2 separate regions of the Homo sapiens genome follow, and region 1 is linked to region 2. The links are chromatin loops, found by intact Hi-C in ENCODE. Cell type or tissue: dorsolateral prefrontal cortex. All regions are shown on one strand. Each heading gives the region's core, and the rest is flanking DNA. Links, peaks and the distances in the headings are about the cores only.

Evidence for each region. Peaks named below come from ENCODE experiments on the same cell type or tissue, not always from the same donor. Only the 100,000 strongest peaks of a DNase experiment are listed, where the experiment ranks them.
Region 1: it touches region 2 in a loop (7-fold over the local background); 2 of 110 quality-filtered maps call a loop at or near these places.

Annotation. Positions count from the first base shown.
Region 1 is chr1:87,964,401-87,974,018 of GRCh38, forward strand. It overlaps LOC101927871 (a long non-coding RNA gene), which reads left to right. Exons shown (of 3, transcript XR_426720.4): 3 at 2,221-2,331. LOC105378836 (a long non-coding RNA gene) reads right to left here. Exons shown (of 2, transcript XR_947568.2): 2 at 769-1,006. Among named protein-coding and RNA genes, the nearest start is that of LINC01773, 63 kb to the left of the region's middle. RefSeq lists enhancers at 3,894-4,395, 4,396-4,895, 9,431-9,618. In dorsolateral prefrontal cortex, for the core only: no CTCF peak of the experiment used is centred there; DNase peaks (open chromatin) are centred at 3,941 and 4,241; H3K27ac peaks cover 1,503 bases.
Region 2 is chr1:88,303,200-88,312,817 of GRCh38, forward strand. No RefSeq gene overlaps it. Among named protein-coding and RNA genes, the nearest start is that of PKN2, 380 kb to the right of the region's middle. In dorsolateral prefrontal cortex, for the core only: no CTCF peak of the experiment used is centred there; no DNase peak of the experiment used is centred there; H3K27ac peaks cover 726 bases.

The DNA.
Region 1 (9,618 bases), core at 1,056-9,055, 340 kb before region 2:
TAGTGATTGAGAAAACACTAGATGGAAATGTTCACAGTATTTGTCTTTAGGTGATAAGAGCTGGGATGATTTTTCACCATCTTTCTATTTTCCTATTTCAAAAAATAAGTGAGTCTTACTTGGATACACTAAGAGGATTTCACAATGGCTTTTATGTTGCATTTTCTGTTCCCTACCTGTCTGTGGCAGATGGACCATCTACTCCCCTTTATCAGTGCTTCCATATTGTGGTATTTATAGCCTTATATTGTACTTAGTTATTTCATATTGACCTCCCCTCCCACCTGACTGTGAGTTTATTAAGAGCAGGGGTTGTCGAATTCCTCTGCATATCTCCAGCACCTGGGTAGTCCACAGGCCATAGCAGGCTCATAAATCTTTGTTAAATGAATGATATTTTTCATGACTTAATTAATAATTTGCCCCATGATTTCCAAGAACGGGAGAATAGGAAAATGCTGATATTCGTATGTGTGTATTACAGCAGATTCAGAGCTTGCAAATATTGTACTATGTTTTCACATGTCTTACTTCGGTTTTGCACATTTACAAATTAGAAAATAAAACTAAAAATTAGGTTGAGCTTTTTTTCCTCCCACATCGCCTTTTCTGAGTAATGATGAATAGTGCTCAATATGTATGTTCTTCTAATATGAAATCTGCAAATTCTCTGAATAAAGGCAAAATGTATGGAAATTATATTAAACAGAATTTAAGTCTGTTTTCTTAAAATTAGAATGTATAATATTTAGTTTCATGAGCAGAACAAATAATACAATTAGTGTTTATTCTCCGACTACTCTTTTACTAAAAAGCTCAGTTAAAAAATGCACGCAACACCAAAACATAGCGCTTCCCCATCACTGTTCCAAGTTTCATATGTTAAACAAAGACAGGCCAACCTTAAACCTTTTGATAAATATGATGCTTGTGGTAACTGCAGCATTCACTTCGTATCCCATTTCTCCAAGTTCCTGTCAGCCAGATGTCACTTGCAATGCAAACACTAGAAAAATATGAAATAATAATTTCATACATCATCTATGTGTGCATGAGCCGGTCAAACATTCAATACAAATTCAAACTGCTACTACACACAGAGCAAATATCATCCAAATAATATTTAAAATGATTGAAAGGCTTTTGATTTGGAAGTGTATTCTCTTAAGCTAAGTGGTCCCCAAGACCATCTAGAAAATTCAATTGTTTCATTTTTAAAATGTTTTCTGCCCAAAATTATATCAAACCCTAATGTCTCAATAGAAACACATGGGATTGGATTGCTGACTGGGCGCCTGATGTCAAAGAAAAAATCTAATTTCACAATGGCATTTCCTCATACTGTCTCACCAAAATACAAAATTGATAAAATTTTAATGGATAATTTTCAGAAGCAGAATGTTAACCATTGGGAAAATATGAAGGGAAACTTAGCATTATAGTATAGGAGAAGCAAAGTGAAGGAATAAATTGACTATAAATACAGATAAACAATGCTACATAAAAAAGTTCTTAAAAGCTTTTCTTATCGAAAACAGAATTTCGACTTTAAAAAGGCCCTTACTATAATAGCAATATATATATATATATATGCTTTTTTGTTTCTGTGTCCATTTCTAAGTTTCTTTCCCCTAATCTTTTCTATTTTGTAAAATGATATGGGGAAAGGGAATCATACTGTAAGCTATACCATTAGATATACATTTGCACAGTGTTGATTTCTATTTTTGATGTTAGCTACAGAAGTGGGCATGTATACCCCTGGCTTCAATTAAGAGATAAGACAGAATGGTACTACATTCAGGCCTGCTCCTTTGCACTGAGGTTCTGCATTTCCTCTTTCCCCTTGCTGTTTAGTGTGAATTTCCCTGCCTGTATGGAGGGAAGGAGTCCAGTTCCTTCGCACCCACCCGCCCCCTTCTTTTTAAGGAGAGAGCTCAGTGCTGTACAAGAGCAGGGTTTCAGAGCAGACATTCATGTGCACAGTGTGACCTTCAGCATGTACCTTAACATCTTTGAGCCTCAGTGTTCCCATCCGTGAGATGGAAATAATAATTCCTACCTTATTGTATTCTTGTGATATTTGGGAATAATGCTCATGAATCACAGCTGATACAATGCTTAACACAAATGAGCTACTCAAATATTACTTTATGATGATACTATTTTATTTTTTGAGCTTCTCATACCTGCTGCCTTGGATTCTGCCTTCTTTTTAAGCTTTCCTGATCAATTTCATCACACAAGCTGGCAGCTATGGGCAGTGAGGGAAGGAAGGGGCAATCTCCTCACTAGACAGCCGTGCCAAGGTCACCCTGGTCCATCCATGAGGTAAGCCATGTGACAGCCAAACCACTGCAGGACCCTAAAAGTCACTATGTGACCTGGAGCCACAAACTCAAGGTGCTGGGGACACTCCAGAAAGGCAGATGCTGATCTCCTGCAAGAAGGGATCTTCTTCCTCAGAGACACTGAGGATGACCATCAATTTCCCTCACTTAACACCGCTTCTCGCATAAGATGCTGTACAGGGGACCTCACCATTAGTTCAAAGTTTTAGAGCAGAATCAACTGTAACACAAATGTTCCTGTTTAAAAACGTGAGATCGAGTAACATGTTGAGCGTTTCTTCCCTCTGTTTTCCTTTTCTTTCTCTCTCAACCATCTTATCCACTTCATTATGTTTTTATGTGAGGGCTGGCCCTGGTTCCTAAATAATCTTGGCAGTATATTCTTTCTTCTCTCCAGCCCCAATACAGGATTTTGGACCAGGTAGATCATTAATAAATAGTATTTAAAATTGAACTTAGCCCTTTTACTTAAGGTGGTTTATTTAGCTGACTAAAAACTGATCCTCTTTATTAGCTAGGATGAGGGGACTTTCTGGTATAGTTGCTAATATGTAGGATTTAGAGTCAAACAGAACGAGACTGTTATCCTAACTCTGACATTAGTTAACATCTTGGGCAAATTTCTTAATGACTCTGAGTTTTCGTTTTCTCAATTATAAAATGGAAATAATAATTCCTATTTCTTAGGATTAGTATAAGTAGGATTGCCAGGTAATATACAAGATACCTAGTTCAATATGAATTGCAGATAAATAATGATATTTTTCATACAAATATGTCCCAAATATTGTACAGAACACATTTACACTAAAAAATTATTTATTGTTTATCTGAAGTTCACATTTAACTAGACACCCTATATTTTTATTTGCTAAGTATGGCAACCCTAATTATAAAGACTAAATGAAAAAATATACTGTAAAGCTACCAGCTTCATTCCCAGTAGGTAGTAGGATTCACTGAGTATTATCATTTCCTTCTTCCCTTGTTGGGTTGTTGTGAGATTAAATGCCTGTCACATAGTACTAATTCAATAAATTTTAGTTTGCCTTTCCTCTCAAGGTTCAGCCTCAGAAGAATCTGTGCTCTGTGCCTAACATTGGAGAAAAAGCCTCAACCGCTTGTGACATTTATCTCTAGGCTTTACTCCTCATCTCTACTCCCCAGGGCCTGTTTGTAGCATGCAACAGAGAGCGTGGAGTGGCCTAGTTAAAAGGACAAAGTAGACGGGACAGAGCTGTTAATACCGGTCCCCCTCAACTTAAGGCAACTTTATCTTTGAAAATCTGAACTTACTCTGGAAGCAGATGTCTGAAGGAGTGATTATTCCCGTGATTTTATAAAATGTTCCATTACAAAAATTCTTTAAATTGTGAGCTCTCTAAAGAGTTCCAAAACAAAGTTTTAAAAAGGATTTGATTTACAAAAACATAGACGTAAGATAACCTGTTCAGCAATAAATCTGTTACCTAAAGAGTGTGATAAAGGCGTTACTAACAGCTCTATAAAACTTGCTTCCAGAGGCACCACTCAGCCCCCAGGTCAGCTTTTCCGGACACTGTTATTCATCTGGCTAGAAAGGCTTTCAGCTGTGACTATTGCCAAAGGCCCTCCTGGGGTGGTGGCCAGGCATGAACTTGGCTGCCCACAAAAGATACAGGCAAGGGTTTTAAGGACATGTTTTCTTTCTTTCTTTTTTTTTTTTTTCTTACAAGTTAAGTGTTGTTGCTCTCTGAGAAGCCTGAGATAGTGCATAGGATATGATTCAACGGAAAGTTTTTGTATGAGAAAATGGCTCTTTCAAAGTGGGCTATCTGAGGATCAGCACATTTGGAGTCTGTCTGACCCACATTTCCAAAGCTACAGCTGGCTCCACTGGACTGGGGCATGTGACAAGCATCCTGGGAGAAGCTGTCCAACATTGGGAAGGGAACACTTCCAAGTCTGGAGAATAGTTAGGGCTAAAACCTATGAATGTCTCTAGATTACACACTGGGTCTTTCCAGGGGAATGAAGGCTTTGGCTGACAGCAGAAAGCAGGTACTGTCCACTTTCTTAGGCTCACATTCTCATGTAAACAGGCCAGGCGGCCACATACTCTGCACCAGCTGCAGCTTCTGGGTGGTCCTGCTAGGAAGTTCCAAGTGGATTGCAGTGCAGTCATGTAGCTGGTGGTCACACAGCTAGAATAAGCATCTGTGGGAGACAGCAAAGGCATGTAGGCTCTCCACTCTCCAGTCTCGGGTGGAAAATCAAAGTAAAATCTGACTTCCCCGAGAAGTCTGTTCTCCAAAATTAAAAAATAAAATGGAACAAGACAAAATCATAGAGTCAAAGAGTGGGTGGATTTTTCTGACAGGCAATTCCTGATGTAAAGATTATTCAGTTCTGCTTCCCCGTTCCTCTTGGGAATATGGAAGTAGAGCCTTTGTAAATGCATGTTAATTTATCAGTGTTATTGCATACTAAGCTATGAATGACATTATGACACTTTTCAGCATCTCTCCTTAGGAAGGCATAACAAGGGTATTGCTGAGTTGGAATTCCCCCTCCACTACTTATTACCTGTTTGACAAGTTACTTAACCTCTCTGTGCCTGTTTTGTTATCTGTAAGTGAGAAATACTAGTAACTCCTTAAAAGGGTCGTTGTGAGAATATAAATGAATTAATATATATAAAAGTTTAGAACACTGTCCGGCATAGAGAGAGCCCTAAGCAAGGATTAACTGTAATTAATATAATGAAAATGACATTAATGTTATGGACTATATTTGTATTGTGCTTTGTAGTTATAAAGCACTTCCACTTCTTTTTGGTGAATCTGTAGTTAAGGTGAAGTGGAGTAAGACTGAAGAATCTCTATTTTTCTTAACGAGGTAAGCGAGAAATAGGAGTAATCATACTATATGAGATTATCCCAGGTAGAAAGGGTGATGTATGTAACTCAAGAGTAGAAGAGGGAAATTCCATAAAGGAGATACTGAGGTGGTTGCTGGGTTGGAATTGAGAACCCAGGTAGAAGAGTAGTAGAATACAAGCAGTGTTCAGGGCTGTGGACAGCAAGGGGAATGGAAATGGATAGAAATCCAAAGAAATGTTTATAAGGAGTTTACAAATAAAAATCAGGAGTCTTAATATGGTTCAGCAGACAGCTAAGGTCTTAAAGGAGTATTTTGCAAATTGAAAACACTTAGTTTTCCTGGTTCTACATTTTACCCCAAAGTCAATTACAGATGAAGGTCTAAGAGCTGAATATATTAAAAATTAGAGAACATAGAGTAACAAGAAGAGAAGAAAATTGAGAATTCATCAAACATTTGGGATAGGTTTAACTTTCTAAAATTAGAATCAATAGAAGAAAATTGATACATGGTGGCATTGAACAAGTACTTTTGAGTATTCACATTTCCGTTTTGATACCCATAGACCAAATCAGGGAAACCCATTTCAGGTCACAAAGATATTACTTCCTACAGAGGATCTTGGCTTCTCAAGGTTCCATCTTTCCATCAAGACCATTAGGTAGTGCTTTATAATCTGTGGGGCCCAGCACAAAGTGAAAATTTGGAGGCCTTTTTCGAAATGCAGGAAACAAGTGCTATTAAATGTACTAAATTATAAAATGCTTTCCCGTCTTCTATGGTCTCTCTTCTGAATTGTCATGATTTCTTTTTTATTTTCTGTTTAATGTCATTCTAAATAAGAAAATAAACAAATGCAAAACAAACGCAAAATATTTCACATGTATATTCTATTAACACTCTACTTTTGGCTTACTAGTGAATAAGGATAGACTAAAAGGAAAAGGAACTATGGATTGGCCTATCATCTCCTTTCATTCCACGTCGTCGTTTCCAGCATAAGTGATTGATTAATGCACAGAATTGACATGGGTAGAAAGGATCCGATAGAGTTCCTTAATTGTTTGTGTTTCTTAGAACTCCATGCCTTCTTTCTGTGGTCTGTTTTTGAAGCTAACCAGAATTCTCCTGGAATGAAAAGCATGGCCTCTAGAGGGTGTCAGTGCCCCCCTACCCCACCCCTTCCTCCCCAAATTACTGTCATAGATACAACACACTTAACTCTGTACTTGCTTTGAATCTCCCTTAACTCCCACATCTTGTAGGTCCACCAGAACTGTAGGCTCACAGGGCATTGTGAATACTACATGCAAATAGGGCAGCAAGGAGAGATTGACACGCATGTTGTACGTATCTTCTCTGCTCATGCGCATGCCCCCTTTGGACTTTGCTTATAAAACACAAATTCAAAGATTAAATTATTAAGAATCTCAAAATGACAAGAGCAGAGAATTAAAACAAGATTAAATTTCCTTGAGACTACACAGGTCTCATATTCATGAAGCTGGCTGTGATCCCCAGTAAAGTTCCATTTTGACTGTCTCAGTTGCAGTCATTGTACTCTCTTTGAAACACTTTTAGTACTTATTGTCCAAACAACTGTTTTATGATAGTTTCTATCTTTTAAGCCTATAGTGTTCTCTTTGGACTCATCCAAATCCCCTGGAAAGGAACAGCTGTCTTTTACAGCATTTTGCATCTTTTATAACACTTTGCATCTTCAGTGGATTGTAGAGGGTCCTGTGCATACAGCAGGTGCTTATTGTGATTATGGATGATACTGAGCACCCCAGGGGCATGATCTGAGTCATGGAACCCCTGAAACTATAAGTTAGTAATATTTGTTAGTCTCCTCCTACTTGCTAAATCCCTCTTTATCAACTAACAAGGGGGTAAAGTACCCTGTCTATTACTTGTGAAATTCCTTTTTAACCTTTCATATATTAAAGTGTTGCCAAAATCCACTTTTTTTGTATGAGTAAAACTTCTGGCTCTTGCCTAGTAGTCCCTAGACACTAGCAGAGGGCATGGTGACAGGAGAGCTGGGAGTGTGCACGTCACCATACTGTCTCAGTCAAAATTGAAGGATGTATCTACCATTTCCAAGTATTCTTACCATGGAGCAGCAGCACAGGCATCCATAGCCAGGGATTCTGGACACTGAAATCTTTGTGTGTATGGTATGCAAATTCTATATATACAAACACTTAGTCTTCACTGGAGATTAGAGAGATGGCAAAGTGACTTTAGAGCATACAGACATGGGCCAGCTCACAGTGGTGAAAATAAGACATTCTAAATTGAGGCAAAAATGTGTGAGGCAAAATGTGTAGCACATTACCTACTCTCCCCTCTCCAAACCTGGGGACTGTGGCAAGCCCTACAGTAATGGAGTAGGATGGTACTGGGGAAAGACTCTGTGGGTATAAGTTGATTGTATTTCTGATAGTTGCCCAGAGTGGCCCCCAAAAGTGGAGAGTCCAGAAGGTTTGCAGTTCTCATTCTAGGACCTGGAATCTATGTAGCAATAAGGATAAGAGCTAGGGAAGCCAAAATGTCTACCTAGACCAAGGATCTGAGAACAGGGACAGACATAGGAAACCAAACCAAGGAGGTTATATAAATGCAGGCCTACTCTAGACTGGAGGAGATAGCAAATGGAATGACACAGGAGCAGATAGCTTAGGACAACTATCAGTGAGTAAGTAGTGGTTCAGCTGAACTTAAAGGCACAGAATCTGATCACCTAGACACATGATCAAAGATAAATCAGTGTGATCACTGTCATTTTGCTGAGACAGCACACCTCATGAGATAGGCAGTGTTTAAAAAAAGGGTGGGAGAAAGTCAGGGAATGCTATGCCTGTACTTACGTCCCAGTGAGTATAAGAGGAGGAGAGCCAAAGTTTTTCAGGGAGGATGTAAAAATATGTTCAGTGAAGGAAAGTCGAGTGTATCTGGAAAAAGAAAAGGGAAGGAATGATGGAAAGAAGAAAGAAGGAAAGTGATTATATTTGTGAAAGCTCCTTGCTTTGCACAAAGCCTGATGCATAGTAGTGATGTTATTTGAAGTAAGCTGAAGATTAGAGAAATTAGAAAGGAAGAAAATAAGCTATAAGCTGTGATTTAGTTTGGATGGGTATAATTTTTCTCTTCAACCCTGGCTTCTAAAAATGTCATAATTTACCCCATGATGAGAAACTTAAAAGATAAACACTTAATTGAAATAGGCTGACACGTCTCCTAAGGGTACTCATCTTAGGACTAGGAAGAAGAGAAAGAAGGAAAGATGGAGAATAAAGGAGAAGAAAATTGATAGCTCACTAATCTATTTCCAATCAAAAACAGCTTGAGTTGCTCAGAGGGGAGCCTCTGTGGTGTGGTTGCCAAACAAAACATAGAGAAGTTGACTTGCTATGATCCACAGAGACGGCTAGTTCTGAAAGGCCGGCTCACAAAGGCAAAAAAGATCTTCTTAATAAAGCCTCTCCAAGGGGCCATGGTTTCTGTGTTCATCAAGAATCCCTGAAATCCTAGAAATTTGGAGGTAGTCAGAATTGATTTAATCCTTTTTACTATAAATCTCATTTCTGAAAATGATTAACAGAGGCAGAGACATAAATGGTAAAGTCTCGATCAGGGGAAATGCTGTCAGCGTATCATCTAGATAGATTAGAAAATGAACGCTCAGGTTTCTGTGAAGGAAGACTAATGACATTAAGTCAAGATGAAATAGAAAGGAGCATTGCACAGCCTCCAAAATCATAAACCATGAGCTCGCCGTGACAGAAGACCCTCAGCCATGTTCTGAACTGGAAAATCATCAGGAGTTCAGTCTGAGAGTATTTTCTTAGGCCTCATTTGGAGCCCCTGGCTTTTTGGGGTGTGTCTTGAAGTTCTTGGAATTGCTTTGCGAAGGTTCTGACATTTGTATAAAAGTCAGATCCTTCTGCCTACAACTTTCAGTGTAATCAATTGCGCCCTCAGAAAAAAAAAAATGAGGGTTTGGCTCACTAAAACAATAAATAAACATTTAAGATACTTCTACACTGTGCAACCATCTGATTTTCAAAGTGTCACAATTCTGATGCCTTTCAGAAATTAGACAGAGCTATTGCCCTGAAATCAGTGGTGGCTGAGACCAACGTCCTTTGTTTAAGTTAAGATCAAATCATGAAGCAAGTATATAAATTTCTGCCAAATAAAGCTAAAGCAGACATTCTGCTCTGTTTAGTAGAGAGAACAATCCTGTAAATCTGCTTCACATGTGGTGTATCACTTGATTACTTAAACTGTGTCTCCGTTGGAACCACAGCTAAATATCTGTTTGCTGGAGTTTCTCTGCGATTTGATAAAATAAATCTATGCTGTTCTAATACAGTCTTTTTAAGTTGTCCCACCTTCC
Region 2 (9,618 bases), core at 481-8,480:
AAGGTTTGTGAACTATAAAGAGTACAAATTTAACATGCTGTAAAAGCAACAAGAAAAATTCACGCAGAGCACAGACGAGAACAAAATTCAAGCCCTGGCATTCTTCACAGGAACCAAGGGCCCCATCTGCTGATGTTTAAATGTACTACAGTAGCAAACAGATTTAAAAAAAATAAAAAAAATCTTATTGAACTAAAATACAATAAAGAGCCTGAAGCTGCAGAATCTTAGCAGCAGAAGGCACCTTTAGAAGTTAGAGAACCTGCCCCTGATCCAACACTTCTCACCCTTTTCTGTACTGCTGCATAGCTGTATGGAAGTTATTTGGAGCAGACAGTAGTTTATTTTTAATTTTCTTAGTTCTCAGGAAAAAAGTGCCAAGCACTACCTTCACTGGCCACCACCTCTCTACTGACAGACCTTTGGCTGAAGTGAGTTCTCTAGTCCCTTTAGTTGATGGCTCTTGTTTTGAAGTGACTGGATGGTTAGGGTCTTAATAATGGGTTTTGATGCTGCCCATTTTGATGATAAGGAGGAAGACATTCCCATTACTTCTTAGCCTTGCCTCCAACATGGGATAGTACTAGGGTCCTTTCTCTGCCTTTCTCTGAAGTTTGTTTGGTTTATGACCATTTTTGCAACTAAGCGAGTACGTAAAGCATAACAGAAAGACCCTAGATGGGTTAGAATAATGCAGTTTAGGGGTCTAGTCCATCTTTGGTAATACTCACTACTGTCCTGTTCTGTCTAGCTCTCCTCTCCTCACCTTAAAAATAAGGTGTCAGATTGCATGCTCTTTAAATGGGTTAAGTTCCTTTCCTCCTACCTCTACAATTCATTGTAGCATCCACATAGCACATTGCATATATTAGACACTCAGTAAAAAGCTGATGAACAGACATATTTTCAGTCAAAACTATTTGTTGGTAATTATCCTTTTTATTTAATCTAGCCATTCTGAGTTCCTTATACCCTTTTATATTTGGAATCTAATAATACTTGTAGTGAACATTTATGTTTGGAAAACCAGACCCTTTTAACCTTTATTTAGAAAACTACCCCCAATGTCTTTGGGAGCAAGTATCTCTTCTCCATTATGAACAGTTCAGTGGGACCATCAGTCTATGTTCTACGAGCTCTCCTAGTTGAATTGTGAGCACCTGAACCAAATTTGGCCAACTCTCTCCACTGTGACTTTGACTCCTGTGCAGAGTAAAACAAGAATGGGAAAGCAATGAGGTTAGGGCATTCTGGCAGTATAATCTGAAATGCCTGTCAAATGGTTCCTGTTACCTCAACCCCTAGACCCCAGTAGCTGACCTAGTTCATGTCCTATTTCTGTGATGAATTCTCCAGCCTTTTCTTCAGGAAACTGAAACATCAGGCACAGCTACCCTCTAGGCCTCCCAAGACATTCATTTCCTGCTTTAAGTTAATGTGATAGACATTAGCTGATTGTCTCTCCCACATACAAACCACCTCCCTCCCTTGCTTTCTTCCTAACAAGGCTCTAGACATCTAGTCATGCAATTGGTGTGGAATTGACTTCATGTCTGTCTCTAGGAGCAGATCTTGATTGGCTCAAGCTAATTATCATGCCCTCTTCCCTTGGCCACAGCAAATGGTTTGGAAGTGGACATATAACTGAATTTAGGCCCATCAAATATAGAGCATGTTTGTCGGGGATTCTAGGAAAGAGGTTACTTCTATCTTCAATGGGAATTATTTTAAAATAATTAGACATGGACATGAAGCCCTAGTTGTGTCAGCATCTGCCTTATTATCACAAGAGAAACCAGTCTTAGGATGAGGCCAACATTGTGAAAACTACAGGGGAAGGAAAGAAACCACATCCTTGGAGATACTGTAATTAGCCCGAAGCCTGAAAGTTTTAGTTATATGAGGCAGTAGATTTCCTTTGTTGTTTAAGGCATTTTGATAGAATTTTCTATTACTTATGAGTGAAATAATCCTTAATAATATCCAGGGTCTATTTCTGTTGATAAAAACCAAAGAACTTTAAAAGATACACTATTCAATTGGGAATCTGACATCCTAGGAAGATGAACCACTACTGTTCTTATATGCTATACTTTTATTTAGATATTTCAATATCATCCTTGCTTTTATATTTACATTGTTGAATCTGTTCAATCTATAGTCCATGCTAACTCATATTTTTCTGTCATTCTTACCTAAAGCAAATCAATCATTTATTCTATTCTATTGGTTTTGTCTTCTTTTCTTCCTTTGTTTACTAATATGAATGCTTCCCCACTTACTTTATTTTCCTAAACGCATCTTCAATTCATCAAAGTTCTTTACAGGCAGTAAGCAAATTTTGCTTTCTAAGTTATTTAACAAAGTCTACCACATAGTAGGTATTTTTTCAAAGAATGGATAACATGTTTATGTTTATTCATCTTTTTCCAAACTACCCTTTCCTGTTAGTTTAATGAATACCCTCCTATTATATCATCAGGGTCAATGGGAATAAATTTTACTGAAGGTGCAGCAAGTCTTATGTTGGGAACACATTGGGCTCCCAACATTAGACTGGAACTGGCTGCTGGAACACCAGGTAGCATAGTCATCTGTGATTGGATGACTGAAGCTAAATCTCTTTTGGGATGAACCTTTGGTTTTCCCCTTTTGTACCTGCCCCCACCTATTCCATTTCCAACTGTGCTTTTTCTCAGTAATATAGAGAAAAGCTGGATAGACCAGTTCATGGATTAAAATGTCATTTTTTTCTCTTCCTCTTCATCTCAGTCATTGACTTCTTTCATACTTAGTTCCCAGGCACTCCCAACATAACATCTCTCTAGTTAAATTTCCTCCAATCACATTCTAGCAGGATCACGTTCCAGTGTTTCCTTAGCATCTCGAGTAACAATACCACCTTGCACCAACTTTGTCAAACTAAAACCCAGACTTTTCTCTCCTCTTCACCTTCCACATCTTAGCAAGTCACCAAGTAGAATCAATTTTACTCAAGAAATATTGCTTTAACATATTACTTTCTTTCTACTCTTACCTGAACTTTCTAGTTGGGATCCTTTCAATCTCTTACCTGAACTATCCTCCTACCTGTTGTCTCTGCCTCCAGTCTTACCATGTTTATATACAGCTTCCATCTGCCACCAGGATGGTGCATCTCAATTATAAACACAATCTAGTCGCTCCCCTGCATAAGGCAATGTTTTCATATCAGTTTCACTATGCATTCTAACATAGATCCTGTCTTGCTCTATTCTTATCTCCCTCCACTGTGTACTTAGCAATTCAAGTTTCAGAAACATTTATTAAACCATATATGGTTCAGTCGACGAAACATATTTCTTTCTGTCCTTATTTCTTACTGTGGTGTTTTCTCTGCCTAACACAGTTCTCCACTTCTTCACTGGAGCAAACTCTACTCAACCTCAAGTGTAATCTTCCCCAAGAGGTCTGCTCTGACTATCCCCAGACTCAACCAAGTGATCCAATTCTGTGTCCTTCAAGAATTCTGTGCACAATCCCATCCTAGCACTTACAGGGTAAATTTGAACTAGACATATCAACACAGTGCCTACTCTATGCCTCCTTTGATAGCCTCTGATGAACAGACAGCATTTAGACCTGTTTTTACTATGTGATGTTTCCCTCTTTTCACAATTTATTGAGTTAGGGATGGGCATGGAGTGTCTAAGGGCATCCATGGTTTCTTTGAAAAAACATGGGCTGGACCAATTCACTCACCTTTCTAAGTATTTTGAACTAAGAAATGCAGAGACAAAATTAGAATCAGGGGCAAATTTTAAAAGCCAATTATTAGAGAAAACTTACAATTCATCCCTCACAAGAACAAGTTTTAATAGCACAGAAACCACAAGTAAGCAGAAGGTAAGATACACAGAAATGAAGAGAACATCCTGAAGACTCAGGAACCTCTGCTCTGAAACTACTGACATCCCAGGGCCACCTGAATCAAAAACCATCCTGCAATTCTGCTCTTCTTGAAGTCAAGAGGCTCATAATTCCCTGGGGTTTTGTGGTCTCATCTTCTTATAATAATCTCTATAAAAATATTTCTACCACACAAGGAAGTATGAACTGAGTCTTAGCTCTAGTATGTAAGAGGTTAATCAAAACAGAATTGAATTTTCCTCTTTTCTCATTGGTCTTTACCACTAGACTAAGAGCTTCCAATGGGTAAAGAACACAAGTATCCAGAAGACAGTAAATACTGAATAAAATGGATATCTAAACCCATGAATGAGAAACCAAATGGGAGGAGGGCCAAAGGGAACAGGTGATGGGGATATACTACAGGTTAATTTATGTTAAGAGAATTTATGCAAAACAATAAGAGAACATATACTTGTCTCATCAATTACTGAAACATATCTCATTCTTAACTGATAATTATGCAAAGGAAAATTTTCCATACTACTATCTTATAAAAAATAAGACCTGAAATTTGATGCTAGGTGTAATTCTCAATTACATTTTTACAAATTAATATTACAAGGACTTAATGATCCCCTACTATGTGCTTAGCACATTGCTCCATGCTATCAAAGATACAAAACAAAAAGTGTGAAATTCTTAATCTCAAGAACCTTATCTTCATCTATTCTTTATAAAGCTTCGTTATCCCCCACTCTTTGATCTTCACCAAGTATTTTGAAACTAATTATCCTGCACCTTCCTCATAATAAAGGCTTCTTTAAAAATTGAGTTTTTAAAATGCCAGAAGTTCTAGCTTCTTGCCCCAGTTAATCTAGTAAAGGCACAGTGAAATATTATCAACAGTAGGCTTCATTTTTTTGACTGCTTCAGCCACAATAAAGAGATTATGAAAATTCTAAATGCCTTGCAACTTAAAGCATATAAACTCTATTTTTCAAACTATATGAATAGCTGGAAGAAGCAGCTAAGAGTAAAGGCAAGCAGGGAATTGTAGAATAAAACTTTCATAAAGTCTCTGAGATGTCTAGTGAGGAAGTCTCAGGGCTGGCTGTTAGGATGATTTAAAACCTTAAACACCATTTTGTTGACACATAATTCTTTTATATATTTTCAGTATATAAATTGTGAGCTCCTCTAAAGGAAACACAGTTTTTCACAGCAAAAACAAAGAAAAAAAGCTTCTAACTCTTACTACATTTTAAGCACTAGATAACTTTGCGAGCAGGTAACCATGTTTATAAAATCATGTAAATCAGCACTCGTGAATCAGTGTGGCAGGAAGCATTTCATACGCTGACTTTCTATTGACACATATCTAACCATTTTCACATTTAGTATTTTTACTTGTGGTTGTTAATGTGCCTAAAAATATATAGAAACATGAAAACCAACAGATTCCATGGCTACAAATTAGATAGTTACTAATGCAGATAGGGCTTGTTTTTTGTGTTTTTGATTTTTTTCCTTTGGGCCCGGAAAAGTTTTGAACAACAGCCAATGGGTTTTTCTCCTTTGAAGGAAGCCTGTCTCACTCATGACACTATCTCTACTAAATGTAACATCAGGAAAGAGGTGGAATTTTTTTCTTTATTAAATTGGGAAAAGAATTCATGCTCAATATACATTTGCTGAATGTATATTGAATAAATAAATGAAACATGAAAGTAGTAGTCAGGGATCAATGGGAGAGTGTGGAGAAAACTGGGGCCGAAGCATTTTTTGCCAGATTTTCTGAAATCTCTTATGCTCAGGCTGCATCTAGGTTGGCTATCATCACGGTATTTTGTACCGTGAGAAAAGAACAACCAGTCTCTCCTAAAATTAGATAAGGTTGTTTTGAGAAATCAGATAACCATAAGCATTTATTAATCCATTCATTCATTTATTCAACAAACGTTTGTCAAGCTCCTGCTATGTCCTGGGCACAGTTCTAGGTGTTGGGAATACAGCACTGAATAAGAAAAAACTGCCACACTTGGGGAACTTACATTCTCCTGGGTGAAACAGACAATAAAGAAACAAGTAGCTCCCTAACTTAGACATAATGCTATGAATAAAAATGAAGCAGGGAAAGGGGGCAGAGTAATGCAAGCTATTATTTTAGGTAGAGTGGCCAGGGAGACCAATGGTCAGAATGAAGTGAGAGAAGAAGCCCTGTGAGCATCTGTGTGAACTGCAGAAAGGACTGCAGAAGATCTGTGCAGGAAGCATGTGAGACATGCTCCAGGAACAGCAAGGGGCTGGCAAGAAAGAGGTGGTAAGACACTTGGATTTTATGCTAAGTGTGTTGGGAAACCATTGCAATAGATACTCAGACGCGCGTCCTTTTTTAAGCTAGGCTTTACAAACTTGAGAATGAATAATCTGGGATACATATTGCCAAGACCAGCTCAGTTAGGGAGACCCTAACCCAGCGGCACTAGAGGAATTAAAGACACACACACAGAAATATAGAGGTGTGAAGTGAGAAATCAGGGGTCTCACAGCCTTCAGAGCTGAGAGCCCCGAACAGAGATTTACCCACATATTTATTAACAGCAAACCAGTCATTAGCATTGTTTCTATAGATATTAAGTTAACTAAAAGTATCCCTTATGGGAAACAAAGGGATGGGCTGAATTAAAAGGATAGGTTGGGCTAATTAACTGCAGCAGGAACATGCCCTTAAGACACAGATCGCTCATGCTATTGTTTGCGGCTTAAGAACGCCTTTAAGCGGTTTTCCGCCCTGGGCCAGCCAGGTATTCCTTGCCCTCATTCCCGTAAACCCACAACCTTCCAGCTTGGGCATTAGGGCCATTATGAACATGTTACACTGCTGCAGAGATTTTGTTTATGGCCAGTCTTGGGGCCAGTTTATGGCCAGATTTTGGGGGCTTGCTCCCAACACATATACCACAACAAAGGCTCATGAGATCAACCTCAGGTTCACAACAATTTTTCAATCAAGTCTCCAAATGCAATTCCAAACTCTGTACTTGAGGGAAGGTAGACATTGTTATTTAACTACAGCAATCAATCAAAGATGTAGCAACCCTAATGATGAACCTTAAAAACTGACTGACAGCTTCCCATCAATAATAGTTATTTTCAGGAGACAATTAAAGGTGAGCATCAGGAACAAACCATTAACCATCCCAGTTCACAGATGTCCACATTGGAACCAGGCTTTGCCAATGCCAGGTCAACACATATTGAGAGCCTAGGGTTGTCACAACTTCTAACTTGGAATAATTTTTCAGATCTAGTTCAAAAGAGCATAAATCTGAGGATAAATTTTTGAAAATTTTTGAAAATAGTATTTTATTGTTGACAGTAGGCTATTGTTAGCAATAGGTTAACAGTTGTTTAAAAATATTCCCAAATGTCAGAGGCCTAGTACAATAAAATGTTACTTCTTGCCTTCATCACAGGTTGGCAGCAAGCTCCTTGGCTTCATGCTGTCATCCAGTGACCAGGGTCATTATATCGCATGATTCCCCTCTTATAGGTCCTCTGAATCCTTTCCATTCAACCAGAAGTTGGGAAAGTGAAAATGTGTGCAAGGTTTTCATCCTACTTTCACACCAGTATCAGGGCACCTCACCCCCTAGATTTTTTTTTCTAACTTCACTGGTCATTCCTGCTTGGTGTCCTTTGCTGGAGACGCTTCTCTTCTCTAGCTAGGGTCTCCTCTTGGTAACATAACATAATACCTCATGGCTTTAAATAACACCTTTATGTTGAAACCTCCAATCTTAATCTCTATTTGGATCTCCCTCTCCAAACTCCAGACTTATATATATCTACCTGCCTGTTTAACACCTTTGCCCAGATTATAACAAACATTCAACACCAAGTTCAAAGCTGAGCTCAAGATCTTCCTCCAGTATCTGTTCCACTTACAGCCTTATCCATATCAGTTGATAACTACTTTCTTCCAGTTACTCAGGCAAAATCTTTGCAGTCATCCTGGATTCCTTTCTTTCTTACCTTCCTGCTGCTCTAGCTTCAAAATATATCCAGAATGTTATGACTTCTTACCTCTTCTACTGCCACAACCTGGTCCTGGCCACCAGCAGTTCTTGTCTATATCATTGAAATGGTCTCCAACAGGTTTCCTGTATTCTACTCTTGACCCTTTAGTCTTTCCTAACACAGCAGCCAGAATGATCCTTTTGAAAGTATAAGTTAGATCACATCCCTCTCTTGCTCAAAACCCTGCAATAGTTTCTCATTTCCCATTTCACTCAGAGTAAAAGGCAGAGTCATTTCAATGCCTATATGGCTCAATGCTGTCTGGCCTTCCTCTAGCAATCTGTCATGAGAGTGAGTCTCATTCTGCTTCAGACAGACTGAGCTTTGTTACCAGTTTTAGAACATACCAGGCACATTCTGGCCTTAGTGCCTTTACTCTGCTGAGAACGCTCTTTTCTTGATATCTACCTGATTCATTCCTTTACTTCCTTCAAGTCTTTCCTCCAATTATACTTCTCAGTAAAGGTAATCCTGCCCATGCTATTTCATGCTGAATCTTGCCTCCCACCTACCTTAGCACAGTACCCCCTGAAGCACTGTACTAATCTATATTTTATTTTGTACAATGTATTTACCACTCTATAACATGCTGTATAATTTCTTTTTATTATGCTTATTTTCTGTTTCCCTATCTAGGATTTAAGCTCCTCAAGTGCAGAGATTTTTGTCTGCCTTGATCAAAGATGGGAAGATGGGAAGACAGGAATCAAAGATGATTCCCACTTACCTAGATCAATGCCTGCACATATAGTATTAATAAATTTTATTTTGGATGAAAGAAGAAATGAACATAATAGTAGGAGTTAGAAAAAAACTATCTAGAAAAATTGGTCTGATATTCTCGGTACCTGATCCTCTGCTCTATGTATAGTAGCTTTTGTTTTCTGGATGAGTCATATCCATGGACTTTGGATTTCTAGTTCCCATTAGATCCAACTCTTGGTAACTATATGCTGTATCTGGGGCAGTACAGCATGAGTTGTTAGGGTGTGGGCCTGTGAGCCAGATATGCCTGGACTCCATTCCTGGATCTACCACTTTGGGCAAGTCATTTGCATTTTTTAGTCCTCAGTTTCCTCAATGGTAAAATGGCAATGATCGTAGTACCTATCTCATAGTATTTTGTGAGAAACAAATAATATTATAAGTGTGGTGACTAGACTGTCTTAACAGTGTTTGCATTTAATAACTGTTAGCAATTGTTAACTATTGCCTTTAAATGGATATCTTTAAATGTGCTGACCTGGTGGCCTACCCACAATGTTCCCCCTGACCAGGACAAGGTTAATACCTGATCACATAGACTCCACCTCTCTCAAGTTGTCATACATGGACTTGGTCCTGAGATATTCAAGAAAACAGCTTGTATTTATAAGTGGAATCCACATTTATAAATAATCTAATTTATATTCCATTGAACTATATAAAATTACTGGGTTTTTTAGCAAAAAATGAATGTCAAATGTTAGTAATTTCATATGGTTTGACCTAATGTTTTCATTTTGATTAGAGCACAATTTTTCAATGTGTCAAGCGTTAGTTGAGTCTAGTTCTAGTTGTGAAGTTGCAATTTGAGGTAGAAATAATATTGAAGTTACAGAGCTACATCCTAAGACCTCAGAAAACATGAAATATTCTTCTCTTTTA